Regions from separate parts of the Mus musculus genome. Here region 2 is linked to region 1. A link is a loop called in an ENCODE intact Hi-C map of the cell type or tissue named here. Cell type or tissue: gastrocnemius. All regions are shown on one strand. Links, peaks and the distances in the headings refer to the core of each region. The heading gives the core; the rest is flanking DNA. Region 1 overlaps Sel1l3 (sel-1 suppressor of lin-12-like 3 (C. elegans)). Region 2 has its middle 6.0 kb from the start of Gm30241.

Region 1 (2,917 bases), core at 111-2,610:
GCTCCGAGTGGAGAATAAACTTTGGAAACAACCACTTATGATTCATTTTTACTTATAAACTGGGTCATATACATAAATTAAGGAAACAGGTAATTAAAAAGAAAAAATAAAAATTACATGCACTCTCACCAAATGAGATAGGTAAGAAGAAAGATAAGTTAGCATTGGTCAGAAGGGTTTTGTCTTCTATGTGTGCATTTGCATGTGTGCATACACATGCTTATTTGTTATCGTTATTTTTTTTTTGTTTTTTTGCAACCCAGTCCTTTGTGTATGGTAATCAAGCACTCTACCAATTGAGCTTCAAGCTCAGACCCCATTTCTGTTTGTTTTGTAAGGCAAGGTCTTATATAGCCCAGACTAGTTTTCAATACACTAGTTATCCAGGAATGACCTTGAACTCTGAATCCCCCCACACCCCAGCCTTGCATGTGCTGGGATTATGGGCATATACCAGTCCCTGTCTTGTGACATTATTCTGAATGGTGACATCTGGAAACAGCTACACATGGGGTACCTGTACCACTCACTAGTTGTCAGATGTCGCTTTCCTGTTTTCTTTCTCGTGGTTCACATGAGCAGCCCTCCCATGGACTCCTTGACTGTGGACTTCTTGTACATAGCTCTGCTTTTTTCCCTCTAGAATAAACCCCACAGGCGAGATGTATAGGACTGTGTGGTACACATATTACTGATGCTCTTTAGGTTGCCATGACTACCTCATCCTCCAGAGCCATTGAGTTCATGGCCTCCCTCTCTCACTCGATTTAGGACCACTGATGTAGGGTGTAGGATCTACCGCCCCAGGCCTTGTCACAACTCCATGCAGAAATCCTAGACAGTGATTCGCTGTGTTCAGTGCTTATTTTCTTGTGTACTTTGACTACTATCCAGCACTTGTAAACCACCCTGCTTTTGTCAAACTTGTAATGCACAACAAAAGCCCAGCTTAATTAAGCTTGTTCAGAACCCTAAGCCCTAGAAAGCCTTTCATGAAATAGAGGGCTGTAAAGCTCTGGGATTTTTCTAAATACCACTCATCCTAACCGACGAAGGAAGGCTTCAGGAACCTAGGACCTGTAGAGTCCCCAGCCGGCATGGCCTCATGCCTTTCAACCAGTAGAGGTAGCTGTTGTATCAAGCAGCTCCCGGCCTTATCTGTCCCTTCAGCTTTTAAGAGAAAATAAATCCGTGCAGGCAGTATTTTTAACAACAGTATTTATTTAAAGGGGGGGGGGAACCTCATGATTTTGTGGTTTTAAAAAACTGCTTATTTTGTGCCCTCTTATGTTTGAATATAAAGCTCTTTGAGTATTAATAAGAGCCACTATATGAAATTTATTATTAAGCATCTATTTTTAGGCACGAAGCTTTGCTGTATTATGTTTTAGCAGCAGAAACTGGAATTGAAGTGTCACAGACAAATTTAGCACACATCTGCGAGGAGAGGCCAGTAAGTAATGTATTCTATTCTTCTCTCAGTAGAAGCTACGAGGTTAGAGATAATGAATTGAGTTTTACAGGGGCAAAATTAGTCACTGGGCCGAAATATTAGTGAATTAACTTTCTCTCCCCTTTCCCTCCTAGGACCTGGCTGGGAGATACTTGGGCGTTAATTGTGTTTGGCGATACTATAATTTCTCTGTTTTTCAAATCGATGCTCCTTCATTTGGTATGTATAGAAAAACAGGTGCTAAACTGGAGTGTTGGGGGGGGGGTCTTAGTAACAGGGACCATCTAACAGTTTGATATGGAGTGTGATATTTCTAAACAATTAGGGAAGAAAGTGAAAAATGTCTGCTATTAAGGTCATGGCTAAACTGCTGTCAAACTCCTGCTGTGCACTTCCTGCAAACCAACAACTTCTTCCAAACCAAGACATCTGCTGTTACGATGCAATTCCCTGAGCTGGTCCTTCATCTTTGTACCCACAGAGGGGCTCCTGGACCCTGGGTAGAGGGCAGCTTCCAGGAACTACTGTGCCCAGACTCCATTGCCCAAGGCATTCTAGTGAATGTCTACCAATTAGAGGCACTATTGGAAGATTGCATCATGGGGGGAGGGGAGAATCCCAGGCTCACCTCCTTCTTTCTCTTTGTCCTTAGCTTTTGGCAGTAGCCCTTAAGTGTTTTAGCTTCTACCATGCAACTCTGTCATCTCTGGTCTCAGCTCACAGAGGACTAAGAAGCCCTGGCAGTATCACAGCCATCTTCTGATCCCATCCTCTTGCACCCCAAGGATGGCATTTGCTTCCTAAATGCTGATCCCAGAATCATCTCCTATTTCCTATTCTCTCTATGCTCTTCCAACATCAGCACCCATACCAACTATTGAGCAATACAGTTCTTCACAGACATGCTCACAGGCCAATATGGCCTAGGCAATTTCTTAGCTGAGATTTTCCCTTTCGGATAACTTTAGGTTGTATCAATTTTACAATTAGAGGTTGACAGTTAAAGCTAAAACAGTGTTTTACAAGCCTGTATAGATACATTATAATAGGAAATGCCAGTGATTTAACATGTTGGTCTAAAACAGGGGTGTCCACATGTGGCCCAAGATAGTATAAAGTACAGTCAAAGTCAGAATCAATTTTTTTTAATTATATGACCTTTTTGGGCTGGTAGGTTTGTTTATTTGAGACAGTGTCTCATTATGTAATTTTGGCCATTTTGGAATTCACTATGTAGACCAGGCTGGCCTCAGACTCGCATAGATCTTCTTGCTTCTGCCTCCCAAGTGCTGGAATCAAAGGTGTGTACCATCACACCAGTCTATCATTATGGTTTTTGTTTTTTTTTTTTTGCAATTTTTTTGTAACTTGACTGCATGGTTCTAGATTCTGAAATCTTAGATGATAATGTCATATCACAATGTCACCCCAAATAAGCATACATGCTCTCCCAGCCTATGAAAA
Region 2 (2,917 bases), core at 102-2,601, 240 kb after region 1:
CTGGAATGGAATACAGAAAGAGCAGAAAGCGGGGCGTATGGGCAGAAGGAGGAAGGATAGGCAGCGGGTCACTCTGGGGTTGGCAGGCCCCCTGAGCACTCTGCTATTAAGATGAGAAAAGGAATCATTAGGGAGTCCTAAGTCCAGACCCTCTCAGGCTTTGGAGTGTATTGTGAGTTTTGAATGATGATTGGGGTCGCCTATCAGAGTTAGAGGGTGTGGTTGAACTGTGAGTTTCATGTAGTAGTAGTAGTAGTAGTAGTAGTAGTAGTAGTAGTGGTGGTGGTGGTGGCGGTGGTGGTAGTAGTGTGTCTGTGTATCTGTGTGTTTGTGTGTCTATGTGAATGCAGATGTCCTGGGTCATGCACGTGAATCAGATAGTAACTCTGGGGAATGGATTCTCTCCTTCCTCCATGGATTCCAGAGACCCAAACTCAGGCATCAGGCTTGTAGGGCAAACATATCTTGCTTGTAAGTGAAGTGCCCACACTGTGAGCCCAGAATTGTAAGACGGTCAGGTAAGAGTCTGAAGAGAGGTCAGGACCTGGGCTTCTACACCAGCACTTCCCAGTTTACTTAAATTATCAGTATAATGAATTTGTTGGATACTCAGCCTTTGGAGGGGTTCATTTATTATTCATGTATTGACCTTATCATGAACACGAACATAAACAGATTCTTCCTGCAGTGGGCCCTCCCTGTTTCTTCACTTTTTCCCTTCTGAAAACACAGGTGTGACAGTGACATTGCTTGCTGCTGGTCTCAGAGCTGGAGTTTTGGGGAGTTTCAGCGTTTGGAAAGTTTGGAAAGAAAACACAGGCTTCAAATTGTGGAGAATTCTCTTTGTTAATTGTTATTTATTTATTCATGCTTTTACCTACCTATTTAGCAGTACTGGGATTGAACCAGGGCCCTATCAATGCTTTTATTTTAAACACTTTTTCTTACTAATGCAAGACGGCAAATGAAATAAGACTAACAGTTACCAAAAATCAAGATAAATAATAATGATGGTGTTAAAAGATGGGGTATTTGTTTGTTTGTTTGTTTGTTTAAGTAATAGAAGTAAAAGGAGAAAGGAGAAGTAATGTCGGGCTTGCAAATGTTAAGTGCCATCGGCAAGCATCATGAGGGGCAGGCTGCACGGGCTAGAGTCGTTTATGCAGATGAACTAATGTCGACCTCTAGCGGTCAGATGGATTTCTGCACTGGCCCCTTTGTTAGGCACAAGGGCTGCTGTTGCCCCGCCCCCCCTTCGCCCCCCCCCCCGTCCGTCCGTCCGCCCCCCCCCCCCCCCCAGCCTCTAATACTCAGCCTACTCTTCGGTTCTGATGACCAGATGTATCAAATCTGATTTTAACATAATCGAGTGTTCAGTAATCTCAAATTTGCTGTTTGGCTCTGCATCATGAGCCTAACCTTGTAAGACAGATCCACCAAGCGTCAAGCACAGAATCTCAGCGATAAAGTAACTGAGCCCAGACAACACGGTAGTTAGATGTTTAACTGGGACTTAAACTTTGATATCCTCACTCCGAGCCACAAGTTTTCCCATTTACACTGTTGCAGCCACTGAAAGAGAGGTGTTATCTATTCATCTAAAGTATAGATAAATGTAACGTGGGTGGAGAGGCACACAAGTAACCGTGTAAGTGGAGAAGTCACACTGCCTCTGGCCAGCTGTATGACACGGGCTTTGAGGGCCTGAATCACATAAGTTCAGTAGTGCTATAGTTTGTGACTTACGTGATATTGTAAAGTTAGGATGTTCCAGAACTGGAGGTTGGAGTTAGGGTGCCTCTTTGTGAACCAGGCTGGGACCCAGTCCCTAATGTGTATTTTATATTCCTAAACACACTGGAGAGACAAGCAACCTTCTGGGAGACAGATGACATATGGAGGAATTTCTCAGCTATGAACACCCTATTGTAACGTCCCAGTGACCCCAAACCTGAGTATCTTTGAGTACCATACTTTCATATAGTGCTGGCCCCAAAGTTCCTCCCTTCGGTTTTGTAAACACTCCCTGCAGAGTATGACTTGGTGCAATCTCTTTTTTTAAAACACTATTGATGTCTGCTTTGTGATCCACTCCTAGGTACCCAACAGAAATGGCCCTGGATGTTAACCAACTACATCTACCATGAATACCATGGCTGTTTTATTCCTAATAGCCCCAATCTGGAATCAACCCGATGCCCATCAGTAAAGTGGGGAAAAAGCTGACAAGTATTTCAGAAAGAAGAACAAAAGCAATGAAATTAAAAATAAAAAAAAAGTAGGTATCCTGGCTAGTTTTGTTTTGTTTGTTTGTTTTGCTTTTTTGTCAATTTAACCCAAGTCAGCTTACCTAGTGTGATGGTTTGAAAGGAAATGTCCCCCATAGGCTCACAGGGAGTGGCACTATTAGGAGGTGTGGCCTTGCTGTCGTGGGCGTGGCTTTATTGGAGGAAGTGTGTCACTGCCTCCTGCTGCCTAAGGATTGTCACCATGTAGAACTCTCAGCTCCTTCTCCAGCACCCTGTCTGCCTGCACACCACCATTCTTCTCCCGTGATGATAACGGACTAAATAAACCTCTGAAACTGTAAGCCAGCCCCAATTAAATGTTCTGAAATAGTTGCTATGGTCATGGTGTCTCCTCACAGCAATAGAAACTCAAACTAAGGCACCTGGGAATAACTTCAACTGAGAAAATGTCTCCCTCGGATTAGCTGTAGGTAAACCTAACAGGGCATTTTCTCGACTAATGATATGGAGAAGTCTAGCCCTCTGTGCGGGTGGCACCCCTGGACTTGTGCTCCTGACTGGTATAAGGAAGCAAACTGAGCAAGTCAGGAGAAGCAACCGAGTAAGCAGCACTCCTCCATGGTTTCTGCTTCAGTTCCTGCCTCACGATTCCTGCCCTGACTTCACGG

The links. Peaks named below come from ENCODE experiments on the same cell type or tissue, not always from the same donor. Only the 100,000 strongest peaks of a DNase experiment are listed, where the experiment ranks them.
Region 2: a loop joins it to region 1, with 14 times the contacts of the local background. A loop is called at or near these places in 27 of 42 quality-filtered maps.

Annotation. Positions count from the first base shown.
Region 1 is chr5:53,121,922-53,124,838 of GRCm38, reverse strand. It overlaps Sel1l3 (sel-1 suppressor of lin-12-like 3 (C. elegans)), which reads left to right. Exons shown (of 24, transcript NM_172710.3): 18 at 1,363-1,453; 19 at 1,588-1,672. Among named protein-coding and RNA genes, the nearest start is that of Gm17182, 74 kb to the right of the region's middle. In gastrocnemius, for the core only: a CTCF peak has its summit at 1,111 (motif pointing right); a DNase peak (open chromatin) is centred at 1,108; H3K27ac peaks cover 1,117 bases.
Region 2 is chr5:52,877,301-52,880,217 of GRCm38, reverse strand. No RefSeq gene overlaps it. Among named protein-coding and RNA genes, the nearest start is that of Gm30241, 6.0 kb to the left of the region's middle. In gastrocnemius, for the core only: a CTCF peak has its summit at 1,160 (motif pointing left); a DNase peak (open chromatin) is centred at 1,184.